3 separate regions of the Homo sapiens genome follow, and regions 1 and 3 are each linked to region 2. Evidence: chromatin contacts called from ENCODE Hi-C or POLR2A ChIA-PET data. All regions are on one chromosome and are shown on one strand. The core of a region is the stretch at or near the end of the contact, and the rest is flanking DNA. Distances in the headings are between cores, read along the strand shown. Region 1 has its middle 110 kb from the start of ATF7IP. Region 2 overlaps GUCY2C (guanylate cyclase 2C). Region 3 has its middle 130 kb from the start of ATF7IP.

Region 1 (4,998 bases), core at 2,294-4,793, 390 kb before region 2:
CTGACCTCATGATCGGCCCACCTTGGCCTCTCAAAGTGCTGGGATTACAGGCGTGAGCCACCATGCCCGTTGTGTGTGTGTGTGTGTGTGTGTGTGTGACACGAAGTTTCAATCTTGTTGCCCAGGCTGGAGTGCAATGGCATGATCTCAGCTCACTGCAACCTCTACCTCCCGGGTTCAAGCAATTCTCCTGTCTCAGCCTCCCGAGTAGCTGAGATTACAGGCGCCCGTCACCACCCCTGGCTAATTTTTGTATTTTTAGTAGAGATGAGGGTTTCTCCATGTTGGCCAGGCTGGTCTCGAACTCCTGACCTTCGGGTGATCCACCCACCTCGGCCTCCCAAAGTGCTGGAATTACAGGCATGATCCACCAGGCCTGGCCGCCAGGATACTCTTTTAAAGGAGGAATTGGTAAATCCTTTCCCTCTGGTGATAGGGACAGTTTTGATAAAGATGGAAGGGGGAAAACCATGTGCATGACTCCAGACTCAGAAACCAAAACCCAAGTTGAATTCCATCTCAGAGTAAAATCAAGTACTACAGATGAGAAAACACAGACGGTAAGAATTATAAGACTAGTGTGTCTTTTCTTAGGGGATAAAAGCTGTTTGACAGCATCTGCAACAAGTGGTTCACAAACACGTCCATCATCTACTTCCTCAACAAGAAGGAGCTGTTGGAGGAGAAGATCACACACAGCCCCTGACCATCTGCTTCCCTGAGTACACAGGGTCCAACAAGTATGATGAGGCAGCCAGCTACAACCAGAGTAAGTCTGAGGACCTGAATAAGCACAAAGACACCAAGGAGATCTACACACACTTCACATGCGCCACCGATACCAAGAACGTAGTTCGTGTTTGATGCCATCACCGACGTCATCATCAAGAACAACCTGAAGGACTGGGGCCTCTTCTGAGGGGCAGTGGGACCTAGCAGGATGGGCCACCACCAACTCTGTACCCCCCAACCCCTGAGGAAGATGGGGCAAGAAGACCATGGTCCCCACCTGTTCCCTGGACACTTTTCTCTTCTTTCCTTTGTTCTTAGCTCCCCCATCCCCTCAGCTTCAGACATAGGGGAGGGGTTGCCACAGGCCTCCCTGTTTGAAGCCTGCCCTTGTCTGAGGTGCCAGTAATGGCCATGGTACCCCCTTTCTGGGCATCTTTCTGGTACCCCCCAGAAGCTGTGAAGATTCTATTCTACTCAGTAGCTCTCATTATGTAAAGAGGAACCCTGAAATAAATCAGTTGTTCCTGAAAGTTCACAAGAGTAAGAAAACAGACTGAATCGTAAAAGAACTAACTGGTATAAAAGAAGAAGCCAGAAAGTAGTGGACTGGGACCAGAGAAATAATATTTGAATTTAATTAATCTGTTCAACAAATATTTGCTCCTTGCTAACATTTTGCCAGGTCCTATGCTTGTTATACAGTTTTGATCAGACAGACACGGCCCAAGGGTACTTAGAAAGCTAGTTGCGGGTGAAGGGGGAGAGCCAATGTACAAGAAAACAAATATATATAATTGTAAGTTACAGTGGTGCTACAACAGAAAAAAAGAGGTTGCCATGTAAGATGATAAGAAGGTATAAGGAATTTACTTTGGACCAAGCATTCAGGAAGGCCTCTGAGGAAGGCAAAGCTTGACCAGAGGGTAGGAGGAACTCAGAGGACAGTGAAAGGAGAGAGGAATAAGGGGTGGGGGGGGAGGGTGGAGATTTCAAGGTGGAGTGAAAAATGCAAAGATCCTAAAATAAAAGCATCTCTAAGAATCAGAGGGCCAGTTTGGATGGCTTGACCTCTACCCTTCTTGAATCCCCTTTGATACTGAACATTTTGGAAAATCCCGTGTAGCATATACTGTGTGCCTTCCCACAATAACTGATGACTCTTAAATCTCACAAAAACAAATTCAACTGATGAATTCACGTCCTTTTAACATACATTTTGAAGATTATCTTAGCCCAAACCGGCACCCACATCCTTCTGAGCGTACTGACTCACTAGACAAAGCCAACCCCTCCCCTCCTGTGTACAAAAATAGCTTTTCCATATCTACTGTTGTAATTGTTTTTTTTCCAGGGCTTTATGCTCTACTGAAACTAAACACTTAAATGAGCAATTTCACTCTGGTTTTAAGCCCAGGGGAAATGACAACGGTTTTGTCTCTGTTTTGAGACTTAGGGGCAAATTTTAAATCGTTAATATATAATTAATCCTATGTAACATCATAGAAACAAAACATCTGATTCTTCTTTCAGTATATTGCACACGTAAAATGCACATGAAACCAGGTTTGGAGAGTGATTCTTAGTAACGTAGCCTTGCATTTGTGCTTCGACATAAAATTGAGACATTCTCAAGAGGCCTTGGGACATGGTGACATGTTGCGCAGTTTGGCCAGCAGAGGGAGACCAGAGAGTCGTGAAGCACGCAACGAAGCCACACCCAGATTAGGGTTATTATCTGTCTCTTCTCTGAATTTTCAAAAAACACAAAAAGAAAATGAGAAATTCTTAAAACAAAGCCCCTTTTTTATTGAAGCAAAATCCACATAACATAAAACTAGCCCTTCTAAAGTGTGCAATTAAGTGGCATCTACCTCATTCACAGTGTTATGGAACCGTCACCTCTATCTAGTTCCAAAACATAAGAAATGTTTAAATTTTCTATAAAGGGAACTTGCAAAAACCCAGGCGTGTCCTATCCTCCTTATTTCGTCACATTCCCAGTTTTGTGTCCACCGGTATTCTGTCAGGAATGGTCCCCACGTGTTCCCCCAACAGCCTTCGTCACTGTACAATTCATAGAATCGGATTCAGGGTTACAATTACAGGTTCGAAAACCAAAAACATCCCAGTTCTTTAGTTCTTCCTCTAGGAATTGCACAGTTGCAATAGACAAGCCAGTATAGGTGACTGTTTTAAAAATTCTACACATACTATGTCATTTATCAGCAAAGAAATGAATAAATTGTTTTAATTTAAATATGGTTACAAAACGGAAATGAACAATGTACTGCACCAAAGCCCTTCAGTCTTTGATGGGAAATTTAAAGTTATTCCCATCCAGAGTGAAAATTAAAGTTATTTCTAGGTTAGGATGCGAGCCAAGATTTTAAGGGCACCATGTCAACTGGTTAGATAACAACTTTGAGGAAAGCAGAACTTAATGTAATAAAAGCAGAAGGTTTACAATCTAAATCCACTTTTTTATTAAAGAATTTAATCTGCTTTATGGGGTCTTGGCCCAGGGAAGGGTAAAAAAAAAATGCCAAACTGGAGAGGCCGGGGGAGGGGAATGGCTGTAGATGACTCTGGGAAAACAGGAGGGAGGGAAACTGAAGCGCGAATGAGGCCGGATCCGCCCTAACAAAGAGGCAGAAACTGTGTCTCAACAGCCACCAAATCCAGTTCAGGGCGGTTTGAGCCAGTTTCTGAGCTGGATTGAGAACAACAGCCTCGGCAGAGACTTCACTAGGGTGAAAGAGAAAATCCAGCATGGACTTCGCAGAAAGAACTGGATTTGGCCTGGACTCGCTGGAGCCTAAAGCTGCTGCCAGTAGTGGCAAAGTCAGATGAAATATAAGGCCTGGAGCGTGGACAGTGGCCTCTTCCAGAAAGAGAAATCACACAGCACTGTCTCTGTGCCATAATCCAGTCCGCATTTTCTGTCTTGCTGCTCCTAATTGTGGCTGGTAAGGGAAAAAGGGCCTCAGGGTATCAGTTTTCAGAGAAAGCTGTCTGCAATGTTGGGGGAGGGGAGGATTATGTGTCTCCTGTAGTTTCATGTGTGTGCCTGGTGGTGGGGGGGGGAATGTGCGAGAGGGTCTGAAGGAGAGGGAACAGCACTTCACACCCTGCAGTTCACACCACCTTTCCAACAGCTTTGCTGTATTGCACAACCTCAAAATACACTGAACATAGGCGTTGTGGGAGCGCCCCACATACAAGTGGCACTTGTACAAGTCATTATCGGACCTCCTTCAGCCCTATGCATGAAATGGCAGTACCCATACCCAATACTGTCAACATTCTCTTTTCATCTGCGTCCAGAAATACATACAAGCCGTACATGCCTTTCTCAACTAAGAGACACAGCAGTATTAGGTAACAATGGAATGATAATCCTGTCCTCCGCTCCCCTCCCCCAAGTGCCAGAACCTCCTAAGATCTGATCAGTCCCACCCTGAAATGGCTCCTCTAACACTGTCTAGTAGACTGAACTGTGGTCTGCAGCTGTGGAGGCTGTGCACTGCCTGTGGCCAAGTTTGGCTCAGAACCTTCCCGAACCAGTACAGCCCTTCCCCACCAAAAATTCCTAGGAGTTGTACACAAAGTCCAGGTCGGCCTGGTGGGACACTGTGTGTGTGTGTAAATTCCCTCTCCCCTAAGTGTCCAAAGATGTTTAGAATCTTCCAGAGGCACTAAATGCCTCCAGACCCAGGGCTTCTCTGACTGAAGTCAGCCCTGGTGCGAGCTGGGGGGCAGGGCATGGAGCTTACGACTCTCCCATGCACAGGCTCAATTATAAGCAGGGCTGTAGGTTTCAGAAATATTCCTAAGAGACTGGGGAAGGGAAAAGGAAGAAGATCAGCTGAAAGATGTGAAAATGCTATTTTATTCCTTTTACCATGGATACATAGATGGAAAATTGGAACACAATCCACTCTACATTATTAATGTGCGAAAATCAAACACACGAAACATGTTGCTGACATTTTCTATTTAATGTTTATTACACAAATAAGTAACTCATGAAGCTCTTCTACGTCCATTTCATTAACTATTAGATCTGGACTGCTGGGGATTCTGATAGGTCTTTTCTTTCTTTAGGATTTGTTTCTTTTTTGGTAGGGAACAATGAATTGCCCCACATGAAGATGCAGTAGGCTGGAGAGGATAACAGTAATAACCGCTGGGTGTGGTGGCTCACGCCTGTAATCCCAGCACTTTGGGAGGCCGAGGGGGGCAGACTGCCTGAGGTCAGGAGTTTGA
Region 2 (4,529 bases), core at 1,925-4,424:
TACAAAGTTGAGGGGGGTGAGTGGTTCATAGGCCTCCAACCTGCTTTTGCTCTCTAATTCCCTACACCATCCACTCTAAATATGGGTGATAGCTTATAAGTGGCCTTGAATTGATATGATTCCAAATTTTTGAAAAATTTTTGCTAATCCTGGTGATCAAAGGTAGAACACACACCTTTTAGACTAACTATGAAATGTTAGGATTTGGGTGAGGTCATATGGCAATATGTTATTTAAAACTGCTAGGATCATAGTCTTGAAAACTCTCAAAGTTTACCTGGAATGGGGTCTGATTGTGGTAAATGCTCAGTAAATATATGTTGAATGAATACAGTAGAATATGAGAGGCTGAGGAATTTAGTAGTTTATGGGACATATGGAATGAACCTATGAAAGCCTTCAAAATACAAATTTTGGCCAGGCGTAGTGGCTTACGCTGGTAATCCCAGTACTTTGGGAGGCCAAGGCAGGTGGATCACAAGGTCAGGAGATTGAGACCAGCCTGGCCAATATGGTGAAACCCTGTCTCTACTAAAAATACAAAAATTAGCCAGGCGTGGTGGTGGGTGCCTGTAGTCCCAGCTTCTCAGGAGGCTGAGGCAGGAGAATTGCTTGAACCTGGGAGGTGGAGGTTGCAGTGAGACGAGATCACACCACTGCACTCCAGCCTGGGTGACAGAGCGAGACTCCATCTCAAAAAAAAAAATACAAATTTTATGTGTACTAAATTTATTTTATTTAAATTATTATAATTTATTAGTTAATGTGTATATGCATATTTAAATATAAATTTACCAAAAGAAGATAAAGACAGTACATTAAGACAAAGAGACTATGGCTGATATTTTCAAGGCATAACATACTGGCAGCCTGCAACTCAGCTAGGGTCCACAGTGGTGTTTTTGCTGGTTCCCACAGTATTCTTAAAAAAGTATCGCATGTAATTTACTCACAGTTTACTCCTGTCCCTGCCACTCCCTAGTGCTTACATCTAGTTCACTCACTTCACATGAGTGCAATGCTGTATTTAGCTCCTATAGATACTCGAGTTTTGAATCCTTATTACACACCTTATTTAGTAATAACGGGCATGCAATTAATTTTTCTTCAACATGCTTCGTAAGTTTTTCAGGATCACCTAGCTCCTTATAAACTTTTTAAGACTTACCTTCACCAGTTTCAATGAAACATGTATAGTTTCATGTTGTTAGGTGCAATAATATGTTTATGATGATGCACACTTTCCTTATTTGGTTCTCTGTCCAAATGTACATCACCTTTTTGAATTTGTGTCTTGTGAATTTTTGTGAATTGTGATTCATGCATAGTTGATCATAAAGGTTAGGGGTTGTAGAAAAGGTAAGTAAATCTACTTATGCTAAAATTTTAGGTAACTGATGCCATAGGTAGGTAGGTATAAGCGAGTGCTGTTTAAGATGATAGGATTTGACCTGTAATTTATCTGATTTGTGTCATGCTAGGTTATCTGATGACGATTTGTACTACTATGTCATGAACCAGGCTTGGCACAGGTCTTCAATAAGAAATTATTAGATTGAGTTCAATATCATATTATGCTTGAAATGGCTGTGGATGTAGGGACAGAATCGCAATTTTCCTTTTATTAAGGAAAAACGAAAGGATTGCAAAGTTGAATTAGAAATATAATTTGGTGTTTGGATCTAGGTAGTATTTTAAGGCAACATGAGTTCTAGATATCTGAGTCTGTTTAACTGTGAGTCATAGTCAAGAAAGGGTAAATGTTCAACACGAAAAGCCCTTTATACTTTACAAATCCGTTTTCTTTATGTTATCTTTTTTGACTCTCACCACAATCCTGAAAGAGGTAAGAATATATTTTACTGGTTAGAGTTTTTTCCTTAACATTTCTTATTACCACACATAAATGAATGATGTCTTGAATGGGAAATGGGTCTTCTGGTTTGTACTCTACCTTCTTGGACAAATCTGAGTCTCAGTGCTGTCCTCTATAAAGGAAAAAGCTTAAATTAGACGATGTCTAAGGTCTCTTCCTGCTCTAACCTTCTATATTTTTTTCAGCTAGTTCTGCTCCCACAAGCCATTAAGTTATTCATGATTTCTCAGTGTAGCAAGGGACGCATGGATGAAGGAAATCCACAGAGGACATTTGTTTAACTCAGGAAATACTCGTTGACTGACAAGTGTGAAGTTCTGGAGAATGAGCCAGCTGTTGTCTCTTGTGGCTTTAAGTGCTTATCTTCTGATCAGTATTACAATTTCCTGACCACGCTACATGGGTTTGAAAAAAAAATCAGTTAGGAAACTAGTGAACATTTCATTCATTACAGACCCTTTTTTGGAGGTAAAATGGAATTGCAGCCAAAATCAGTGATCTTCACCACCATTCTACTGTCCACTACGCAGTTGGTAGATTTCAGACGACCATGGACTTCTGTCTTACTGGAGTGCAGATATGACATTCCCTGTAATTTTTTAGATGATAGAAAAACAGAAATGTGACACACTTCAGCTGCTTGATTATTTTAAAGAAAAAAGTGACATTTGGAAACCATTTCAGCAGATGGTCACACCATCAGATTTTAATTTTAGTCCCACTATTTTTACCTTAACAATATTACTGAAGCCCTAATATTTGCCTACACTTTATATCTAGTTTCAAAGTCTGTTTAAATGACAGAGTAAAAGGGAATTGTCTAAAATATCTGCTTAAGTAGTTGTGTATAATATGAGGCAAAGGGTTGATTTTTTTTAAGTGTTTCTGCTTACCACTTATTTGGTCTGTGACCCTGGGTAGGTCTCTGGTCCTGTTTTACATGAATTTAAAATAAAAATATGAATAATAGTGCCTTGCTTTTCCAAAGGGGCAGGGTGCCAGGCTAGATTATTTCCTAAAGTGGAAGTGGTTTCATCCTATTTTGAAGCAATGTTTCATTCATTCTGTTTCAAAAGGGGAAGCCTGGCCCCCGTGATGGCTCATGCCTGTAATCCCAGCACTTTGGGAGGCCGAGCTACTCAGGAAGCTGAGGCAGGATAATCGCTTGAATTTGGAAGGCCGAGGTTGCAGTGAGCTGAGATCGCGCCACTGTACTCCAGCCTGGGTGACACAGTGAGACTCCGTCTCAAAAAATAAAAAAATAAAAAAAGAGGAAGCCTGTTTTTGGCTGATGTGCTTCTCTCTTGTGGTTAGAGGGTGTCTCAGCTGAAGCTGATTTTCAGCCTGGATCACAGGAGTGACGTGTGTGGCAAATCGATTTTCATAACACATTTTTCAAACTGATTCTGAACCCATATAACTTTCAGGTGAGTTAAGACTGTATCAAACAGCTCCCTCTCACAACCAACTTGTCTTCATTCTTGAATGAGGCCCTGGTTACTGGTGTCCACTCTGTTTTCCTATCACGTCTCAAAATATGCATGTCCACATTTATTATTGATTCCTGCAAGATGGTTTCCTGTACTTAAGATTTTCTCTTGTAAAGTTGAGGATTCAGTTGTCTTTTTTTTTTTTTTTTTTTTTAATGGAGTCTCACTCTGTCACCCAGGCTGGAGTGCAATGGCTCAATCTCGGCTCACAGCAACCTCCATCTCGTGGGTTCAAGCAATTCTCCTGCCTCAGCCTCCGAAAGTGCTGGGATTACAGGCTTGAGCCACTGCGCCCAGCCCAGTTGTCTTTCTTGTAGTTTTATATGATTTTGATTTCTGGAAAATCTGTGAAACTGCATGCCTCACACCCAGACTACAAAGAATATAATAAAATAATAATAACTGATAGATATATATTGAACATGTACTTGTACCTGGTCTTGTTATAAGCACGTGCATTATTTCACAAAATCCTCATAACCTAAAATCCTACAACCCTATGACATAGCTATTATTATCATTTTACAGATGAAGAAACCAATGCACAGAAGGTTGAATAACTTGTTAGATCTGTTTTCTTATATTTAATTTTCATATTTTCTGTGTGTGTGTTTCTCTTACCTTAGCAATGTCATACAAGACAGAGATCTTAAACTCCCAATCCATGAATGTGCCATCAGGGTAGGAAATTGTGTCATTTAAAACTTCCTGAATAGGAAAAAAGAAGAAGAAGAAAAGTTGTTGCAAGAAAGGATATTGTGGAGAGACTATTATGAAACAAATAATGATCTTCAAATTATGAAACCTTAGGATCAGGAACAAATTGGAATTCCATTGTCTGGGATTTCATGAACCTGTGTTTTTTCCTTTTCTGCATAAGAAGCATTGGGTGGTTTTTGCCACCTGGATATGAGCAGGAGGTACCCATAGCATCCCAAATTTCAGTTCTTCCATCAGACAGGTGTAGAGGAATAAGCAGCAGGCGGGGAGACTGCTTAACAAGTGACTGCCCTGCATGTTCTGTCTCATCTAAATTGGACCCATGTTTTAAAACAGGCAATTGCTATAAGAAAATTCCTTCATTAGGCTTGTGTTTTTACTCACATAATCAGTTATATAAATTAGCTTAATTGCTCTTTTTTTTTTGAGTTTACTAAGTCCTC
Region 3 (5,017 bases), core at 542-3,041, 400 kb before region 2:
TTCCCTAACATAGAGTGAACTATTTTGGTAAGGGCTCTTGTTGGGGATATGACCTTCATTGAAGGGACAGAGCCCTGGGACCTCATAAGAAGGGAGCTGGGGGGGATAAACTCTCCAGCTCTACGCTCTTCTTTCTCTTTAATTTCCTTTGAGTGCTTCCCATTGCCCAGACCCAATTTGAAGCTAAAAGTCAAGATAGCTTCTTGATGCATTCCATATAGGTCAGTCTCTGCCTCCTAGGACACAAAGCAGAGTAGAGAAGGGTGGATATTGGTCTAGAGAGGCAAAATAAAAGTAGCATAATCACTTTACACTACAGTACTACTACACCATTCTGTCTCCAGCGGTGGGAGGTTAGAAAGGTAGGTAGATAGTCAACTATTTTATGGAGCAAATAGTAAAAATGTATACAGGCCTTCTGCAAACTAACCAAAAAAATAAAAAGAAAAAGAACGGGGCAAAAAATAAAAGCTTTTGATAGGCATATATCATGTTATTTTTGGAAACCACTATTAAGAACTGTAAGCTTCCTTGATTGTTACAGTGCTTAAAAGCATCCAGGAGATGGCAGCATTGGTAAGGTATTTAAAAATCAAATGTTAAAAATATTTTTCACAATTATTATTGATAGATAATGAGCTTCCCAAATGGAATAACGTTTTAAAGTATAGTTGGTCCTAAATAACTAAAAATGCAGAAATACTAAATTATTGTCAAATAATAGCGTGGCTTTATGCAGGTGGTTATTCAAGAGTACACTCACATGACACATGACAGTTCAGTAGATATTCGGACTGAAAATACAACAGATTACAACGGGGCTGAAAAATTTCTATCGCCTAATGAGGCCTAGGATAATGAGTGTGTTTGTGTCTTAGTTTGTTATTTGTTTCTTTTTTCTTTTATTTTCTTTTGAGACCTGGGTCTCGCTCTGTCACCCAGGCTGCAGTGCAGCGGTGCTATCTTGGCTCACTGCAGCCTCCGTCTCTGGGGCTCAAGTGATCCTCCTGCCTCAGCCTCTGGGGTAAGATTCCAGGCATGCACCATCACCCTTGGCTAATTTCTATATTTTTTTGTAGGGATGGGGTTTCACCATGTTGCCTAGGCTGATCTCAAACTCCTAAGCTCAGGAGATCCTCCCACCTCGGCCTCCCAAAGTGCTGGGACTACAGGCGTGGGACTGTGTGGCCCGACCTGACAAAAACAAGTTTAATAACTAGAGGCAACTATTCACAAATCATATACAAAATATCATATGTGAGATGTGGTGGCTTATTAAAATCTAGATATCACAGACATCATATCAGTTATGAGGCAAAAAAAATTAATCTGCCTTTAAATGTTATTTCTAAACTGTTTTAATCATTTCCAACATTGAAACATAAATTGTTAAAGATACACCTAGATGTCAATATTCTGGCCCAGGTACTTAACTGGGTACAGGAGACAAAATACTAAAAAACAATCTGACCTTCTAAACCCTCAGCCTGAGATGGAAACAGACAACTCCATTGAATTACAATTCGATCTGACTCTAATAGCAAGGTGCCATCTAAATGGGAGGGCCAACTTGCCTAACTCCACCTTGACAGACGGGGAAGGCTTCACCAGGGAGGGAGCACGGAGCAGAGATTTTGAGAGATGAGCCTGCGTTTGCCAGGATAACCACAGGGAGAAGGCCACTGCCTGCAGAAAGAGGAGCAGGCGTAGGGGAGGGTAGACATGAAACAGCACACCCTATCCCAATGGTTAACCAGAGGCAATATCGCTCCCGGGGGAGATTTCGAAATGTCTGGTAACATTTTTGCTTGTCACCACTGGAGGAGTGCTACTGGCAGCTAGTGGGTAAAGGTCAGGGATGCAGCTAAACGTCCCACAGTGCACAGACAGCCAACCACGACAAATGAATTATCTGACCTCAAATACTGCCACTGTTGAAAAACTGCTGTAACCGCAAATGGCATCTCTTTGAATGGCAAGGTTACAGAAAGGAATAGCAAAAATGCAGCGATGATCCAGGAACGTTTTCTAAAAGGGGGCGGGGATAAAATTAGGGAAGGTTTATTGACACCCCCCAAAAAAAAGAGAAAAAAAGAGAGAAAAGTTTAGATTTTATTGTAAATGTGAGAGAGAGCCAGACACAATCAGCTTTGCTTACTAGAAAGATTGCTGTGGCTGTGGGAAGAGAATGGACTGAGATGGCGACGCTGACAAACAAAGAAAATTGGTATTTTAACAATTTCACTTCTCTTTTCTTTATCAAGGGGAATATCTTACAAATGAAAAAATAGAAGACTGGTAAGAGGAAATTGAAACTCTAGATTGATGTCTAGATTGTAAGAGGGCAAGTAGCTGCTCCAGTGATTTCAAGATTTGTGATGAAGATAAATTAAACTGCCATGTCTGCGCCTCACTTCCTGAATCCCTCCCTCCCGCTGGCCTGCACCGCTGCCCCTCCCTCCTGTCTGGCGTGGTTCCTTAAAGCCCTGCATTTGACTCCCTACCTTGGCTCCCATTCTTTATTTATCCCACCTGACTGGCAACCCAGATTTGACTTGTTCTTCCAGTTCTGACTTGGAAACTACCCATCAGCCCTTTGCGCAGATGCCGAGGGTTAGAAATGCCCCACTCCTTAGCCCCAGGCACAGTGAGACTAACCCCATAAGGGTGGCGGTGAAGGGGAGGGGAGAGTTTGACAAATCTCCTCCCAAGTGATAAGAGAATTTATGGATGAGATTAGCAAAACGCTGTTAGTCCAGACATCAGAGTAAGAGCCAAATCCTGTTTCCTACAGTGTCCCCACCCCACCTCTCACCTCTACTCCTACCATCCTGCCCCTCAGTCACCCAGCCCAGCCATGCTGGCCTCCTTCTGCCTCAAAGAGTTTGCATTGGCTGATTCTGTCTAGATGAAAAACAGAATTCACTAGAGAGCTTTCATAAAATGCCCGGATCTGACCCTTACATCCTTTTATTTTTCCTTCTGGGTTTGGCTTTCTCTTTCTTCTTTCCTTCCCTTGCACTCATATCAGCACCTCTACCCCACCCCCAACTCTTACCACACCCGTGTCAAGAACTGGATTTGTGTCTGCCATATTTTCTCCATGTTCACATAGACTATTTAAGTAAATAAGAAAACCCTGAACGAAAGAGAAACATGAGGATGATAGCCCAGCTTTACTCTTCTACCCCTCCCCATCTCCTTACGATCCCTACTAGCTGGACCCAATTGGAAGCCAGAGAGCAAGGAAGCTCATTGGTGCAGGTCATGTAGGTCAGCCTCTGCCTCCTGGGACACAAAACAGATAAGAGGACCTTGAAGCTAGAGAGGAAAAATAAAGAATAACCTTTTTCCGACCACACAACTTAAGAAACAAAGCACTGGGCATGGTGGCTCATGGCTGTAAACCCAGCATGTTGGGAGGACGAGGCAGGCGGATCACCTGAGGTTGGGAGTTCGAGACCAGCCTGGCCAACATGGTGAAACCCTGTCTCTACTAAAAATACAAAATTAGCTGGGTGTGGTGGCACATGCCTGTCATATCAGCTACTCAGGAGGCTGAGGCAGGAGAATCGCTTGAACCCGGGAGGCAGAGATTTCAGTGAGCCGAGATAGTGCCACTGCACTCCAGCCTGGGCAACAGAGTGAGACTCCATCTCAAAAAAAAAAAAAAAAAGTTATTTAAATCTTCTGACTAGGCCAGGTACGGTGGCTCACACTTGTAATCCTAGCACTTTGTAAGGCTGAGATGAGAGGACTGCTTGAGCCCAGGAAACCAAGACCAGCCTGGGCAACATAGCAAGACCCTATCTCTGTTTTTTTTTAATTAATATATTTTATAAATAAAAAAATAAAAAATAAAAATTAGCTGAGTGTGGTGCACACCTGTGGTCCTAGCAACTCAGGAGGCTGAGGTGGGAGGATCACCTGAACCTGAGAGGTCAAGGCTGCAGTAAGCCATGATCATGTCAATGCACTCCAGCCTGGGTAACAGAGTAGGACCCAGTCTCAAAAAAAAAAAAAAAAAAAAAACTTCTGGCCTGGTGTGGTGGCTCACACCTGTAATCTCAGCACTTTGGGAGGCTGAGGCAGGAGGGTCACAGGGTCAGGAGTTCAAGACCAGCCTGGCTAAGATGGTGAAACCCCATCTCTACTAAAAATACAAAAAAATTAGCCAGGCATGGTGGCAGGTGCCTATAATCCCAGCTACTCAGGAGGCTGAGGCAGAGAATTGCTTGAACCCAGGAGGCAGAGGTTACAGTGAGCTGAGATGGTGCCATTGCACTCCAGCCTAGGAAGCAGAGCAAGATTCCATCTCAAAAAAAAAAAAAAAAAAATTCTGTGAAAATACAAATATTGCAAACATTTTCTCTCAGTCTACAGATTACATTTTCATTTTGTATGTGGTATCTTTTCATGAAAATAAGTTTTTATTTTGTTTTATTTTTTAAGACAGGGTCTCACTGTCACACTGGCTGGAGTGCAATTGTATGATCATAGCTCACTGCAGCCTCTGTCTCCTGGTCTCAACCAATTCTCTTGCCTCTGCCTCCCAAGTAGCTGGGACTACAGGTATGCGCCACCACACCCAGCAAATTTTTCTGTTTTGTTTTTGTAGAGATGGGGTCTTGCTTAGTTGCCCAGGCTGGTATCAAACTTCAAGCAATCCTTCCACCTTGGCCTCCCAAAGTGCTAGGATTATAGGAGTGAGCCACTGCTCCAGTCAGAAGTTTTTAATTTTAATATAGTCAAATATATCAATTGTTTCATTGACTTTAGAGTTTTATTAGAAATGGCTGTTGAAATTTATCAACTATCTTTTCAAAATCTACTTAGATTATTTAAAACTTGATAATATAGGCCAGGCACAGTAGCTCACGCCTGTAATCCCAGCACTTTAGGAGGCCGAGGCGGGCAGATCACGAGGTCAGGAGATTGAGACTATCCTGGCTAACACGGTGAAACCCCATCTCTACTAAAAATACAAAAAATTAGCTGGGCATGACGGCAGGTGCCT

The links. Hi-C counts contacts between places; a loop is a spot of excess contacts on that map. ChIA-PET counts read pairs that join two places held with the same protein, here RNA polymerase II (POLR2A). Pooled maps may share reads with other maps.
Region 1: a loop to region 2 is called in a pooled map, with 8 times the contacts of the local background. The contact joins two enhancer-like sites. A Hi-C loop is called at or near these places in 1 of 168 maps with a recorded cell type or tissue (ascending aorta) and 9 of 50 pooled maps. POLR2A ChIA-PET finds 5 or more read pairs at or near these places in 1 of 52 experiments (H1).
Region 3: a loop to region 2 is called in a pooled map, with 5 times the contacts of the local background. The contact joins two enhancer-like sites. A Hi-C loop is called at or near these places in 13 of 168 maps with a recorded cell type or tissue (B cell, CD4-positive, alpha-beta memory T cell, CD8-positive, alpha-beta T cell and 9 more), 20 of 37 single-sample maps with no recorded cell type and 19 of 50 pooled maps. POLR2A ChIA-PET finds 5 or more read pairs at or near these places in 2 of 52 experiments (activated T-cell and activated naive CD8-positive, alpha-beta T cell).

The regions. Positions count from the first base shown.
Region 1 is chr12:14,254,313-14,259,310 of GRCh38, forward strand. It overlaps the pseudogene GNAI2P1. Among named protein-coding and RNA genes, the nearest start is that of ATF7IP, 110 kb to the right of the region's middle. RefSeq lists a cis regulatory region at 3,158-4,087. Within about 2 kb of position 3,544, at least 40 of the 41 ENCODE cell types and tissues checked have a DNase peak (open chromatin) inside an H3K27ac peak, as active enhancers do.
Region 2 is chr12:14,641,242-14,645,770 of GRCh38, forward strand. It overlaps GUCY2C (guanylate cyclase 2C), which reads right to left. Exons shown (of 27, transcript NM_004963.4): 16 at 3,988-4,074; 17 at 2,333-2,465. Among named protein-coding and RNA genes, the nearest start is that of GUCY2C-AS1, 22 kb to the right of the region's middle. RefSeq lists an enhancer at 3,079-3,158. Within about 2 kb of position 3,175, at least 4 of the 41 ENCODE cell types and tissues checked have a DNase peak (open chromatin) inside an H3K27ac peak, as active enhancers do; they include OCI-LY7, where a contact is called at or near this core.
Region 3 is chr12:14,237,825-14,242,841 of GRCh38, forward strand. No RefSeq gene overlaps it. Among named protein-coding and RNA genes, the nearest start is that of ATF7IP, 130 kb to the right of the region's middle. RefSeq lists enhancers at 1,401-2,340, 1,495-1,574. Within about 2 kb of position 1,792, at least 19 of the 41 ENCODE cell types and tissues checked have a DNase peak (open chromatin) inside an H3K27ac peak, as active enhancers do; they include OCI-LY7, where a contact is called at or near this core.